2 separate regions of the Mus musculus genome follow, and region 2 is linked to region 1. Evidence: chromatin loops called from intact Hi-C (ENCODE). Cell type or tissue: heart. All regions are shown on one strand.

Region 1 (8,000 bases):
AAAGGTACAAAAATACTATTGAACTCTTGTGTTGGCCAATTATTCCTGAGGCGTGGTTAATATACTCAGTGAGATGCCATTAGAGAACATTTAATTTTTTTGTTGCCAGTGAGTATCAGTTACAGATAGTTTTTTGGTTAGGGGTGGGAACCTGTGTCCACTTTATATTCAACACTGGGACCCCATCTCACTTGAACCTTTCACAGGCCCTGTGCATGCCACTACAGCCTTTGAGTTCACAGTCCTTAGAATCATCTGTCTCTTCTGACTCTTCCTCTCTTCTGCATAGATCCCTGAAACCCTCAGGCGGAGGGGGGAAGGGGTGAAAACGTGCCATTAGGACTGAATGCTTCAAGGTCTTACTCTGCAGATGTGTCTAGACAGGTGTGACTCTCTGTTAGTCCCCTCTGCTGTAAGAGGCTTCTCTGATGACAGCTGAGCAAGGAGAAAAGCCGTGAAGTATTTCTCTTCCCTAGGTGACGCCTTTGTTCTTGTAAGAGAAGCCAGCAGCCTGACTTGTCTGCCCAGACCACTGAGAATTGACTCAGTCTTAGCTTGCCTCCCTGTTTTATGGCATGGAAATGTCTCCTTTTTCCACATTGTGGGCACACCTTCTCAGTACCACCTATTTTTAACCCGTTCCCCATTGGTCAATACCTCAGTCAGGACTGGAAGCTCAACATCCCGCTCTCTAGCCCAAAGGGCACAGCACCCACACCTATGTGCTAGTTAGTGTCTGTAAAATGTGTTCCTTTCTCCTCTGACTATACTCACAGGAGATTACAATTAGCTGGATGTGGTAGTCTGGGCTGGTGCCTGTGGTCTTTCAATGCTTGTACCTCAGTCCAAGCCCTCTGGCTTTCAGAGTCTCCATTAAGAAGTCAGATGTTCTGCTAGTGGTCAGCCTTTATATATGAGTGGGCCTTGTTCCCCTGCAGCTTTCCATATCCTTTGTTTTATTTAAGTGCTGTGATTATTGAGGTGCTTCTGGGCCTCGGTATTTGGTGTTCTGAATGAACTTTGCTGCATCTCTTTAGAATTAGGAAATTTTCTTTTATGATTTTGTTAATAATATTTTCCGTGCCTTTGACCTAGGATTCTTCTCCTTTCTTTGTACCTATTATTTGTAGGTTGGTCTTTTCAAAGTCTCCCATCCCAGATTCCCTGGAATTTTTTTGAGTCTGGAGTTTTTGTTTTTCCTTTTTCTAAAATTTAATGTTTTCTTTGATTTTTTATTTTTTTCCTACTGTGTCTTTGTGATCTGAAAGCTTCTCTGCCATTTCATTTTAATTTTGACTTACTGAACTTTTCTTTTAAAAAAATTTCCCCCCTTTGATCTTTTAGAGTCAGGATCACAGGAACTCGCTATGTGGACCAGGCTGACCTCAAACTCACAGAGACAGATCTGCCTGCCTCTGCCTCCAGAGTGCTAGGATTAAAGACATATTTCACCACACCTGGCAGTTTAATTTAATAGTGGTTTAAATTAAATACACTCAACTGTTGGTGTTTTCCTCGTCTTTGTTCAGGCATTTATTCATATCCTTGTTAGGTCCTTGAACATATTCATAATTGCTATCTTTAAGTTTTTGTGTTGTGCCGAGTTCTTAATTACTTACTTGGTTCTTTGTTTTCTAGGTTCCCAGAAGCCAGACCAAACTAACAATAATGCTTGAAAAATTAGGAATGGATTATGATGGACGGCCTCACAGCGGTCTCGATGACTCTAAGAACATTGCTAGAATAGCTATTCGGATGCTTCAGGATGGATGTGAACTTCGAATCAATGAAAAAATACTTGGAGGGCAGTTGATGAGTGTGTCCTCATCCTTACCAGTAGAGGGCGCTCCAGCTCCACAGATGCCACATAGTAGAAAGTAACTGCAGTTTTGTCTGATCAGTTGCTACAAAAGTAGCAGGCGAATGAATCTGAGTTAATGCAACCTTCAAGCACCTTAAACATTTAAGATCTTATTACAATTACAGATAGATGGGTATGTATGCAGACATTTTGTGGGAGGACACACCAAATTCTTTGTCACCAGCACTTTTGATCTGAGCAGTATTTGTTACACACAGTAACCAGTCTCTGCTCAGAACTGAATTTTATAATGTAAGGTGTCCAAGATGTGTCCCTTGGCTTTTAAGATGGAAGTTTTATCAGAAAATTCTTTACATGTCATGTTCTTATTGATACTGGAATTTAAAATGAATTTCTACATTACCACCATGAAATTAAATACATTTTTTGAAAATGTGGAAAGGATTGAAAGGTAGTGTTTGCCCATTGAGTTTTAAGTAAAACGTGGTTCTTTTAACTTTGTAAGTTTGTAGGTGAAGTGAGGGCTTTGTCCCAAGAAGGCTGTGTGGGTACCAGATTCTGCAAGTGTTGAAGTTCTATAGTTCAAGTGGCATAATGTTTCTATATAACCTACACGTTCTCCCACATATTTTAATCATCTCTGGGTAGCTTATACTTAATAAACTATAAAGAAATGGTTGTATCATTTAGGGAATAATGACAAGGAAAAAAAAAAGCCTGCAAGTTGATGTAGACACAACCATAGTGGGCCTTGCTACATAGCTCATGAGCTAAAAAAAAACCAAGATCTGAGATGGTGGAGGCAACTTCAGCTGTCCCCTGCGTCACTCTCTGGCCAGCAGCTGTCCCCCCCTGCGTCACTCACTCTGGTCCACTCAGCAAAGTGCTTGCTGAGCAGCAAATTCAGGTGTTTCTTCTTGGAACATTTTCGGCATATCTGTGTATAGCCTATATTCAAGCCAGGAAGTTGTTTCTAAAGGTGTCTACTTTGACAGCCCTGAACACACATGACCCCCAGAACACACGTGATAGACTAAGAGAATCAACTCAGCTCAAGGATGATAAAGTACTGGGACCAGTTTCATATTATAACTGGAAACCTTGTAATAGGTCATAGAATTTAGTTAAAAATCTAGTTACTGGAGGCTAGCAAGATGGCTCAGTGGTTAAAAGTACTTGCTTCTCTTGTAGAAGATCCAAGTTCAATTCCCAGAACCCACATGGTGGCTCACAACCATCTGTAAGTTTCAAAGAATCCAACAGGCAAAACATTCATAAACATAAAATAACTAAATTTAGAATACTGGGCTGGAGAGATGCCTCAGAAGTTAAGAGTGCTGGCTGCTCTTTGAGAGGCCCTGAAGTTCAATTCCCAGCACCCACATAGTGGCTCCCAACCCCCTACAATGAGACTGCTGTCCTCTTCTGGCATGCAGGCAGAATGTTGTATATATAATATATACATCCTTTTTAAAAGTCTAATTACTGGTGAGACTAATGGAAAGTTAGAAAAGGCAGCCTGGTAGCACAGATGTGTAATTTCAGTCCTCAAGAGTTAAGGCATAGGTGAATCTGAAGCCACTCTGAGCCATATAATGAGCTCCTGATTCCAAAATGTGTCAGTAGAAAATACAAGTGAACTTGTGAGAGCTATAACTTACAAATCAATGGGAAAATCTGAAGATTTGCTCCTTGCCTTCCCTCACCATTGTGAATGTATATTCGCCCTGCTTTTGAGCTCATGGTAAACATTTGTATTCAGTACTGTGAGGTGAAATGTTTTGTTCCATAGTAAAAAGTACCTGGCTTGTCTTGGTGAGTGACCAGTATATATTGGAAAGTAATTCCTGCTTCTAAAGTCAAGATGTGCTCTGGAGATGATGATGTCATACTGTCTGGAGGCTAACAGTGGGAGCTTTTGGAATTAAACCCCTCTAATGCTTTCCTGGACCCATCTCATTGGCATTGCCTGTTGTTTTGTTTTTTCAACTTTCCTTAATGATTGTGATCATATTATGTCCATCACCACTATAATCAAGTAGATTGATCATGTTTCCTAACTCGGACATAGGAGGAACGACAGCGATGCGCTTGGGACCATGAGAATTTGCTACCCAGGCTTGCGGTTTCATTCCCCAGTGAGCTCTGTCTTGAAGCAAAGGGACAGGAAATGGTCATTGTGAGGGACAGAAGCCAGCAGGCTCTCTGGACTGACTTACTCTTCATTTTCTCACATAAGCCATGGTGACACAGGCAGGTTCATGCCCTAGAAAAATAATTGCTTGTCACCTGATTGCATAGTTGCTACTGAATAGGGAAACTACCATTGGGAAGTTAGAGAATAGCAGGACATACTAATGCCTTCCTCTTTGTTTTGTTTTTAAATCAGGCTGTTTAAATTTTTTCCTAATCAAGTGCTTAACATTTTTTTTTTAAAGAACTTAACACTGCAAGCTTTTAAAATGCTTTTGGCTCTACTAAGTATTTCGCCATCTTCACTCACTCTGAGTCTCTGTCAAACCATTTGATTTGGCTTTCTGCTGATATAACCTGTCTGTAAGTTATAGAGTGAGTCATAATTCTTGAAAGGAAACTACTGCAGCCTGCCTGCCTACGTTGTGTGTAAAGATACTGGTTCTTGTTACTGCTGGGATGGCTTACACTGGTGCTAGTGTTTGCTGATACTTACTTAAAGCTTTATTTTCTCAGTCGCCATGGTCATCTCCTTGTTTTCCTTTTACTTGCTTGGACATTGAGACTGATTTTTCCCCCTGTATTATTTTCAAATCCACACAAACTGGTATATATTCTCAGCTACATTTTGTCTGATTTTGTATTAAATACTGACATTGACTCTGGAAATTTTTCTTTCTCTCCACTTCTCCCTCTGACTGGGTCAAGCAAAAGCAGGAAGAAGAGGTTTTCTTTTTTTTCAGCATGTGTTTCTGCGTGTATGTGTGCCTGGGAGAGTTTATGTGCACCATGTACCCTTAGATTCCTGTGGACGCCTCAGAACTGGAGTTGCAGGTGGCCATGAGCACCTAATGTGGGTGCTGGGATCCTGAGTCAATGCCTCTGCAAGAGCCGTCGCACTCAACTCTGGGGCCATCTCTCCAGCCTCAAGGCCCTTTCTTGTAGCCTTTAGAGACCTGCTTGTCCTGCTGTAGGGATAGGTTTTCTCAGCTGGGTTAACAGGAAAGACCATGGGAGTCATGCTAAACTGGTCCTATTGCTGACGAGTCATTTATTAAATGGTGATTTGATTACTTGAAAGGTGAAAGAACTTTTAGTTCATCGTCCCAGATATTAAAGCACTATTGCGAAGGATAAGGAAGAAGGGGTGGGTAGTAAGATTTCTGGGGAAGGAGGGATCACAAGTGATCAATACAAGGAGCACCAGTCAAGTCACCCACCTCGAGTGAGCCATGTCCTTTGTGAAGTCTGTGAGTATGTGTCCTGTTGCAAGGAAGACTTTGAGCTGCTGGAGGAGACTGACTTCCTTAGTGATGAGCTGTGAACTCCTCCTTTATTCCAGCGGGGCCTGTTGAGATGCTTTCCGTGTGTAATGATTGCAGTGTTGGTAAATGAGTAGTCCCACTAAGTATCGTCCTTAGTGTTGACCCTCATTTCAGCTCTTCCTGCCCCCACACAGCATCAATGCACACACTGTAGCCACGAACCAAATCTGATAGCCAAGTGGCAAGTTAAAATCAAGAGTGCTTGTATGTATGCATGTGTGTATGTATGTATATATGTATGTATGTTTTTGACAGGGTATGTCTGTGTAGTCTAATCAGGTTTCAAATTCTTCGGTACTGGAATTACAGGTAAGTGCTACCTACCATGCCAATGATGTGACTTGTAGCATAGGAATTTTATGAAATAAAATTTTGATGTTGTAAATAAAGCTTTGTGGAATAGCTCCCATTTGCAATGTTTTGCCTGCGTTCTGTGTTTGTGCTCCAGCAGCAGAGGTGAGTGTTCACTCTAGAAACCATGCCTGCCATCTGCCTAGTCCTCTGTAGAAAGTTGTTGACCTCTTCCTGATTAAAAGCATTATTATTAAACTCTAAGGATTTAGAAAGCAGAACAAAAACCTGATAGTATGGGAACCCTAGATCAGAGTTATAGTGCAGTACTGGATGTATTGAGGACTGTTGGAGTAGTTTAACTGAAAAAGAAGTGACCCCAATATTCTTGGGAGGAATGTTTGTATCGTGTGTTTACTAAGACAGGCTAAAAGGCTTGAAACTGGGGGTGGTGGTGGGTAGGGAACCGTCATCCCTGTGAATACCTAGTTGCCAGGACTCCACAGCCTGCTGTCAGTGCCATAGGGTCTGCACTTTTCTTATACTTGAAGTCATCTCTAGATACTTCATCTTCTAAACACCCAGGTAAATGCTGTGGGAAAAGCTATATGCAGTATTGTTGGGGGAAGGTGTCTGCTTACGTTCTAGTCAAATACATTTCTTTTCTAAAAGATTGCTTTGGAGTGCCCTCAGATGCCAGAAAGACCCATTAGATTCACTGGAACTAGAATTACAAGTAAGCTGCTGTTTTTATTTATTTAATTTATTTTTATTGGTTATTGTATTTACATTTCAAATGTTATCCCCTTCCCTGTTTCCCCTCTGCAAATCCCCTGTCCCACTCCCCTCCCCCTGCTTCTATGAGAATGCTCACCCACCCACTCCTGCCTCACTGCCCTAGAATTCCCCTCTGCTAGGGCATCAATCCTCCACAGGACCAAGGGTTTCCCCTCCCATTGATGCCAGATAAGGCCATCCTCTGCTACATATGCAGCTGGAGCCATGGGTCCCTCCATGGTTGGGTACTCCTTGGTTGGTGGTTTAGTCCTTGGGAGCTCTGCGCGGGGGAAGGGGGGTTCTGGTTGGTTGATATTGTTGTCCTTCCTATGGGGTTGCAAACCCCTTCAGTCCTTCCCATAACTCCTCCACTGGGGTCCCCATGCTCAGTTCAATAGTAAACTGTATTTGTTAGGCTCTGGCAGAGCCTCTCGGGACAGCTGTACCAGGTTCCTGTCAGCAAGCACTTATTGGTATCAGCAACAGTGTCTGAGTTTGGTGTCTGCATATGGGATGGATCCCCAGGTGGGGAAGTCTCTGGATGGCCTTTCCTTCAGTCTCTGCTCCACTCTTTGTCCCTCGTGCAATATGATTAATAACAATTTCGATACAAGTCCTTTCCTGATTGATCAAGAGAACAAGGTAAGTCTGTAAGCTTGCTATGCAATGTTGCTGTCCTGAGCTAAGGGCTGTTCTTGCATGCTTAATCACTACTCTTTTGAACTTGGGTTTATTTTCTTCATTGATTTATCTTTGACAGTGAGACCACTTCACTTTAGTCCTGAAATACTTACTATCAGGACTTCTGGTTTTACTTGCCTTCTCTAGGATACATCCTTAGCATAGCACATCCTCAACCACCTCTAAGTTTAATTGGCCTTTGTCTCACTATCTTAGTCCCTTCTATGATGTTGACACAGCCACACACCGGGCCTCCATGGAGAACAGGTTAACTTCTCCATGTTTTGAAGGCTGGAAAGGCCAGTGCCTAAGTAGTACATTTGGTAAGGGCCTTCTTGCTGTGTCAACAATGATGTAGAGAAAATGGTAGCAAGAAAATGTAAGAGCACACTAGCTTCCATCTCTCTATCCATAAAGCTACTAATTTTGTCATGAGGACCCATCCTTTTTACCTCATGAGACCTCAGTTACCTCTCAAAGGCTCTACCTCTCAGTGCCATCAACATAGGCATTTGTGATGTTTCCAAGACATGAGCTATGGGCTATTTGTTCAAACCAGTGCTGTGTTCTGGTTTGATTTCAATGTTGCTGTGATAAATACCACTGCCAAAGCCAGTGGGGGAGGTATTTATCTTAGGAGGCAGTGCAGGAACTAAAGCAGAGGCATGGAGCTTGAGGAAAGCTGCCTAATGGTAGCATTGCCCACAGTGGGCTGCACCCTCTTACATCAGTTACCAATGGAGGCAGTGCCTCAGATGCCTACAGGCCAGTCTGTTGAGGCATTTTCCCCATTGGTAATCCCTCATAACTGGGTTGGGATAAGCCGACAGATGAAGCTAACTAGGAGACACTGTCCCTACCGGTTCCTTTCATACAGTTGTCTAAAGTGTTGCTCGCACTGTCCCGGAGCT
Region 2 (8,000 bases), 310 kb after region 1:
TAAAGTCTCAGCTTCAATGACCTTACTTCCTCCAGTTAAGCCTCACCTCTGAATGGTGAACTACCTATTGCACCCAGTGGTCCCTCCCAGCTTTAGGGGGGGCGGGGCAGTCTAGATCCAAACTACAGCAAGTCTAATGGCCATTTGCATCCCACAGAACAGTGTCTAAAGTGATGGCCATTAGACTTGCTGTATTGTGGATCTAGTACCCTCTTCTGGCCTCCACGGGTGCCTGCTCATATATAGCACACACACACACACACAGAGATTATCTACATTGAGTAGGTTTGTTGGGTTGCCTTGTGAGCATGCACGATGGAGGTTGTCGTCATTAGATTACATGAGAAGACCCAGCCCACTGCAGCATTCTCTAGGCAACGGGTCCTGAGAATTTGCCAACGTACACATCAAGTTTTCTTTTTCTTTTTTAAAAAAATATTTATTTATTCATTATTATATGTGAGTACACTGTAGCTGTCTTCAGAAGCTCCAGAAGAGGGCATCAGATCTTGTTATGGATGGTTGTGAGCCACCATGTGGTTGCTGGGATTTGAACTCAGGACCTCTGGAAGAGCAGTCAGTGCTTTTAACCGCTAAGCCATCTCTCCAGCCCCACATCAAGTTTTCTAAAACTAGTGTGGTAGCTTGAATATAAACAGAAGAAACACTCTCCTTGAGGGAGAGTATGGGAAGATGGAAGCAGAAGAAGATGGCTAGAGAGACAAGGCCTGAACTGGGGCAAGACTGAGAGACACCATTTGGTCTATCTAACAACAGGACTTCACAGGTCCCTGGACTATCCTCACATCTCAATGCAGAACGTGGTCTTATAAGAGAGGAGGTCGGGGCTAGGCAGATGGCTCAGTTAAGAGCCCCCGAGGCTCTGTAAGAGGATCCAGATTCAGTTCCCACAACCCAAGTGGCAGCTCACAACTGTCTGCCATCCCAAGTCAGGGAATTCGTCATTACTTTCTTCTGGATTCCAAAGGCATTAGCCATGCATGCAGTGCACATATCCATAGGTGAAAACACTCATACACAATAAATGAAAACAAATCTTTAAATATATATACTATATATAAAAATATATACTACATATTTAAAAAAAAAAAAAACAGAGGTGGGCAGGGCAAGCCTGCCTGGTGTGAAGTGGGAGGGCTTCCGGGTCCTTATGTCAGAGACAGCTACCCGTGCTAGGACAGTTACTATAGAATGGGGAAAACCGGAAGGGATCTGCAACAGCCAAGGTCGGTGACTAAGATGGTGAATTTTCACCACCAATTGGAATAATCTTAGAAGCACATCTTGGGTGTGTCCCTGAGGGTGTTTCTAGAGATTCCCAGCTAAGGAAAAATGTGGGTGGTGCTATCCCATAGACTGGGGTCCTGAGCTGAATTTTGAAAAAAGGGGGATTAGGGGAGCTGAAAGCCAGTGCTTCTCTCACTGCTTCTCGATTTATGGATAGAAGGAGCTCTGGTCCTGCACTGCTAGAGCAATGCCCTCCACTGTGACGGCCTGTCATGGTGGACTGTACCGTCCTAAACCATGAGCTAAAACAGACGCCTCCCTTAAGTTGCTCTAAGTCCTAGGAATGGGGAAGTCACAATCCAGTGACTGTCTGAGTCAGGGTTTCTATTCCTGCACAAACATCATGACCAAGAAGCAAGTTGGGGAGGAAAGGGTTTATTTGGCTTACACTTCCATACTGTTGTTCATCACCAAGGAAGTCAGGACTGGAACTCAAGCAGGTCAGGAAGCAGGAGCTGATGCAGCGGCCATGGAGGGATGTTTCTCACTGGCTTGCTTCCCCTGGCTTGCTCAGCTTGCTTTCTTATAGAACCCAGGACTACCAGCCCAGGGATGGCACCACCCACAGTGGGCCCTCCCACCTTAATCACTAATTGAGAAAATGCTTTACAGCTGGATCTCATGGAGGCATTTTCTCAAGGGAGGCTCCTTTCTCTGTGACAACTCCAACTTGTGTCAAGCTGACACACAGAACCAGCCAGTACAGTGACCTCCTTGGGATGCCTGGGGATCTGGGAATGGATGTAAAATCACAAGTTCTCCAGTAACAATTGAAGCCTGGGATCAGAGGGTCTGAGGCTGAGCATAGCATCATTGCTGTCAACCACACAGCCCAGGCCTTGAGACCAGCAGCATCCCTGCTCACGTGCTACCCTGCACATGGAAGCCTCCTCTGGGCGTGGCATGATTGGTGCTGATGGACCAGCGCTGGAGCCAGCCTTGGTGCAGAGCCCAGTCCTTATGCACTTTTCATGCAATTTGAAGTTGATAGCCCAGTCCCTTTGCTAAGAGCACAGCCCAGAACCTAGGGAATAACGGTTTAATCCTTGCCTTGCCTCTTGATGCCTTCTAAGAAGTGCAGAAGAGAAACTTTCAAACACTGTCGGAGGAGGTAGAAGACTCTGAGCTGGCTCAGTTGTGCCCGAGATTTATAAAACAAACTGTCAGGACTTAGCTCTACTTGATTTGGGCTGCAGAGGGGGAGCAGGGTTCAGGAACTTCAGTAAACTATAACCCCAAAGAAGAAGAGCAGTTGTCACAGCACATTCGAGTGGCTCCTGGATCTCCACTGTGGGTCTCACAGGTAAACCTCTCCTTCCTGTACCCACTGTCAAGGAATACAAGATAGGGTGTGTCTTAGTTAGGGTTTTACTGCTGTGAACAGACACCATGACCAAGGCAAGTCTTAGAAGGACAACATTTAATAGGGGCTGGCTTACAGGTTCAGGGGTTCAGTCCATTGTCACCAGGCCAGGAGCATGTCAGCATCCAGGCAGGCGTGGTGCAAGAAGAGCTGAGAGTTCCACATCTTTATCTGAAGGCCGCTAGCAGAATACTGACCTCCAGGCAGTTAGGACGAAGGTATTAAAGCCCACTCCCACAGTGACACACCTACTCCAACAAGGCTACACCTCCTAATAGTGCTACTTCTTGGGCCAAACATACAAACCCTCACAGGGTGTGTCCCTACATTTTTCAGGACCTTAATGCAACAAAAGTTGCCTTCCTGTAACAGCTGGAAAGAAACAATAGCAGATCTCCATTGTAGTCCAGACTCCTTAAAGGACCAGCTGCAGTGCAGCTAGAGTTACAAGCAGTAGTGAGCTGTTCAGTATGGATTCAGGGAACCAAACCCAGATGCTTTGGACGAGCAGCAAACATCCTTAACTGCTGAGCCATCTCTCCAGGCGCCCTCGCTTTTTTAACGGCAGCCAGTCTCATGTAGCCCAGGCTAACCCCTAACTCATTACATGGCTGAGGGTGATCTTAAACGTCTGACCCTCCTCCCTCTAGCTCCTGGTATCAACATTAGTCTTTTCTCCGGAAGAGTATCGCTATTGTACAAACCCAGGCAATACAAAAACCGCAACATTCCGTGAGAGCTAGAGCCCAAGGTAAGGGTGGCGCGCTCCAGAAGGGGCGTGGGTGTTTGCCTATGGAGCAGCCTGCACTGGCCACTCCCCCAGCAAATCCCAGCCAGGCCGCCGGTTCTCTCTGAGCCCGGCTCCAAGGCAGTGCTGGTGAGCAGCTTGTCATGATGGGAACATGTCTCATTCCTTTCTGTCACGGTCAGATGCTCAACAGTTTCCTGGGATTTGGAGCAAGTTGTTCACGTTCTTGACTGATTGCTCATCTGTTAGAAAGATTCAGGGGAGGGCCCCAAGATTGCTGGCAAAGACTGACCCTAGAGGAGGAAGCAAAAGTCATGGCTATCCAACTGCCCAGAGTAGTAGCTCTCAGCCTTCGTAATGCTGCAACCCTTTAATACAATTCCTCATGTTGTGGTGACATCCCATCCCCACCCCGCCTATGACATTATTTCTGTCGCTACTTCGTAACTGTAATTTTTCTTCTGTTATGAATCATAATGTAATGTCTAATATCCAGGATATCTGATATTCAAGGCCTGTGAAAGATGATTGGATGGCCAAGGGGGTCGTATCCTTTCTGAGGCTAACGGGAGGGGGTGGGGATGAGAGGGAGGGGCTAGGAAGAGAGGTGGGAGGGGAAGCTTCGATCTAAATGTTAATCAATAACTTAATCAATTTTAAAAAGAAAAAGAAAAGAAAAGGCCGTTCTATTGATGAGCACTGTGCTCTGTGGTCACCACAATCTGGACACATCTTGTTGGTTGGATCCCTAGTTGGCAAGGTCATGTGCAGGGTAAATTCAGACACACGTCTTTTCCAGAGTGAGCACCGGGGTGGGGGCGGAGGGTCCTGGGAAGACAGAGAGTTCTTCGGCTACCTACATTCTTTAAAAATCTACTAGTTTTGCCCAATGATTTGGTCAGCCTTGACCAAAGAAGCATTTTTTAAGGGAAATTTCACTCCTACATCCACTTCCAAAGTAATGTTCCTGCTGTCCACCAGGGGGCGATTGAAACGCGGCCCCGAAATCAGAACCAGGAGGCGCTGTGAGTCTGAAGGGAAAGCAGCAGCAGGAAATAGGTGGCTTTACGCAGTGATTCTTGTAACAAAACTCACCAACCAACCCTCTTAACTTTTCTAGGATTCTCTGGTTAGGTTTCCACTCTGGTGCTGTAGGGGTAGATGTTACTGCTCCCCGACGTGATCCAGAAAGGCCAAACTCTCTCTCTCTCTCTCTCTCTCTCTCTCTCTCTCTCTCTCTCTCTCTCTCTCTCTCTCTCTCTCTCTCTCTCTCTCTCTCTCTCTCTCTCTCTCTCTCTCTCTCCTCTACCGCACAGAGTGTTTCCACCCTGCTACCGAATTGCCTCGATATTCGGTGGATTATGGCATCAATCTGAGCCGTGCACAAGGTCAAAGAACTTGGTGGCTTCTTGCTCGAAGTATGGGCAGGTACAGCATTCATTTCACAAGCAAGCAGCCACTGTCTTACAGGGCTCATGCAGCCAAACCGTGCCTTTTTCTTGAGTAGGACCAGCCCTCAGACACTGCTCTGCCCGGTCGCCATCTTCTCGTCACTGTGTGTCACTAAGAAATGGGTCATCTTTGCTGTTAGAGTAATTTTGTTTCTGGTTGAAAAAATTGTAGCATGCATATGTTTCCAAGGCTGGGACATAGTCAGTGAAGAGGAAGACCAGGAGAAAGCGCAGACTAGAGCAGCAGTTTTATCTGACCCTGCTTGGTTCAGGCTACTGAATTGAGTGAGGCTCTGCATCCGTAGGCTCTGCATTCTAAATTAGAATGATCTGGTCCTTTGGAAGTTCCTAGGATTTGAGAGGTGACTTAGTAACCATCTCTGACCTCTCTGGGGGCTGGCTCACTGGTACCCAGCTTCCAAATCCTAACAGTGAGGTAGAAGCAAGCTCAAGACTTACTTTACTCTGCCTGTCGACTTCCCAGTTGGTATAAGCCAGGCATTCCGACAGAAACCCATCACTCCTCGTGGTTTGTCTGTGGAGCTAGGTAAGTAGGCTTTTGTGAGCTGGCCTTGGGAGCTTGCCCATTATGTGTAATTTCAGAGCTGTGGGATACGAAGCTCACATTCTAAATGACTGCCTCACTGGCTTTTAGAATTTTCCTGAAATGAGTATATTGCTGATTGTGAACAACCTGGGTCGTTTTTTGGTTTTGTTTTGTTTTCTGTAAATGACCAGAAATGGGCTGAGAGAGAGTTGGGGGTAAATCAGAATATTTCTGAACGGCAGAATCCATCTCTTTGTGAAGAAGGCTGACATGCCTCGGGAAGGGAAGCGGGGTCATGCTGGTTCTTAAATGATTAGTCAAAGGGAACTGTGAGGCGTGCCTCTCACCCTTCATCCTGGCTCTGCGTGTAAATGTCTGTGTCTTAGAGGAGAGGCAGAAGCCGAGGAGAATGTACTGAAAGCTGAGACGCACTGGAAATGCCTTCCGCGGTGAAGATCAGGCTGTCCCAGGAAGATCAATTCTGCAGAACAAAACTCAGTGATGGCTTTGGCTTGGACATGCAGGCTGCGCATCTCCCACATACTGCCTCCATGAGCTGAGGCAAGGTGGAGGATAGGGGCCATTCTTCAGTCACCAGAGATGATGTGAAACACAGGGTAACACATGGCACACCACATCGATCTGACAGGATGTGTTGCTGTGACCATATGCTCGCCCACAAACTTGGGCAGACAAGAAAACATCTTTACATTTAAGAAGCACAGTTTAAAATAAAATTTTAAAAAAAATGTGTGTTTGTATAAACACTGCAAGTTCCTGCTAGAAGCTGGCAATGTTGGGTTTCTTAGGAAGTGAAAGAAAACTGCCTTTAGCATGCAGGCTGGGCACTGACAGCCTCCATCTATCAGAAGACATTTTATCCCTGGCATTCTCTCATCTCAGTGGTTGAGCCCTCTCCGTTATCCTTTTCTCCCGGCTTTTTGGCTATTTGTTCTTCAGAATTCTGGCAGATCTTGGCTGCCGGCGCTCTATCACTAGACACAGAGACTGAGACATGATGACTTACAAAGAAGAGAGGTGCCGTCATGCTAATGGTTCTACAAGCTGGGAAGCCCAATCCCACGATGCCCACAATTGGTTGGCTCCTGGCAAGGACCTCATTTTGCTCCAAATCATGGTACCGACTAGGACAAGCAGAAGTGATTATTAGAAGTGAAGCACCCAGCAACCCTGACTTTTGATGAACTCACAGTGAGGTAGCTGAGCCTGTGAGCAATGACGCACTCACTCCCATCACCCAGAGAAAGGTATCAGACTCTTTGCAAGGCCTCTGTCTCTTACCACCACTTCCCAGCAGGCTTGAGTTTCCAGCATCCCCATACTGGGATCCAAGGGTCCACATGAGTTTTGATGGAGATCAACCACCCTCTCTGCTTGTGTTACTTGTGTCAATTTCTTAGACTGTTAACTCTCTTGAGTAGAGTTTCCTAAAGTCTCTCCACAAAGCACAGCTTTGAAGATGTTGTATGAACAAATAAATAATAGGTGTATACAAACGAATGCTTAAATCCCACATCCTAGAGGAGCCTCTGCCTACACCCAGGGCCCAAGCTGTGTCCTAGATGCAGAAAGTATTGTATGAATAGATGGCCAAATTTCACAAGTTTTGTTAAACTTTAAAATATATGCCTTTAATTATAGAACTTTAATTAGCCTTAATACATAAAAAAGCATTGGGAACGAACCCCGACCTCTCATGCCTTTTACAGAAATTAATTCAAAACGGATTATGGATTTAAATGTAAAACTAGAAGGGTGTGTTCAAGTTTAAACAGATTTAAATGTAAGAGTAGAGCCAGCAAAACTTTCAGAAGAAAACATAAAAGATTCAGGACTACGGGCCAGGAGAAAGGTGATTAGACATGACACCAAAGTGCAAGGCATGAAAGAACAAAATAAATTGGATTTCATCAAAGTGAAAAACTTTTGTGCTATGAAAGACCCAGTTAAGCAAAGGAAAAGACAACCTCCAGCCTCAGAGGAAACGCCTGTCAGGCTGTCACTGACAGAGGGCTGACAGGCGTGTCCAACCTTTGACACTGCGACACAAGGTCACCATCTACAGAGTCCATGCTTGAGAACCAAGCAACCGAGTTACAAAAAAGGAAAAAGAAATGGAAAGGGAAGGGAAGGGAAGGGAAGGGAAGGGAAGGGAAGGGAAGGGAAGGGAAGGGAAGGGAAGGGAAGGGAAGGGAAGGGAAGGGAAGGGAAAAGGGAAAAGGGAAAAAAGGGAAAAGGGGGAAAAGGGGAAAAGGGAAAAGAAGGGAAGGGAAGGGAAGGGAAGGGAAGGGAAGGGAAGGGAAGGGAAGGGAAGGGAAGGGAAGGGAAGGGAAGGGAAGGGAAGGGAAGGAAAGGAAAGGAAAGGAAAGGAAAGGAAAGGAAAGGAAAGGAAAGGAGAGAGAGAGAGAGAAGGAGAAAGGAAGAAAGCAAGCAAGCAAGCAAGCAAGAAAAAACAAAAAGAAAGGACACATGTGCATATGTGTGCACACACACACACCCCTCATAAAAGCTTAAATAAGTTATGATTTTGGGTTGATGCCTTTCATAGTATCCTGGGCTGTG

The links. Peaks named below come from ENCODE experiments on the same cell type or tissue, not always from the same donor. Only the 100,000 strongest peaks of a DNase experiment are listed, where the experiment ranks them.
Region 2: a loop joins it to region 1, with 5 times the contacts of the local background. A loop is called at or near these places in 14 of 42 quality-filtered maps.

Annotation. Positions count from the first base shown.
Region 1 is chr8:35,463,009-35,471,008 of GRCm38, reverse strand. It overlaps Eri1 (exoribonuclease 1), which reads left to right. Exons shown (of 7, transcript NM_026067.3): 7 at 1,639-5,744. The coding sequence ends at 1,881. Among named protein-coding and RNA genes, the nearest start is that of Gm51568, 29 kb to the left of the region's middle. In heart, no CTCF peak of the experiment used is centred here; no DNase peak of the experiment used is centred here.
Region 2 is chr8:35,155,935-35,163,934 of GRCm38, reverse strand. No RefSeq gene overlaps it. Among named protein-coding and RNA genes, the nearest start is that of Gm34474, 59 kb to the left of the region's middle. In heart, a CTCF peak has its summit at 4,406 (motif pointing right); no DNase peak of the experiment used is centred here; H3K4me3 peaks cover 413 bases; H3K27ac peaks cover 1,139 bases.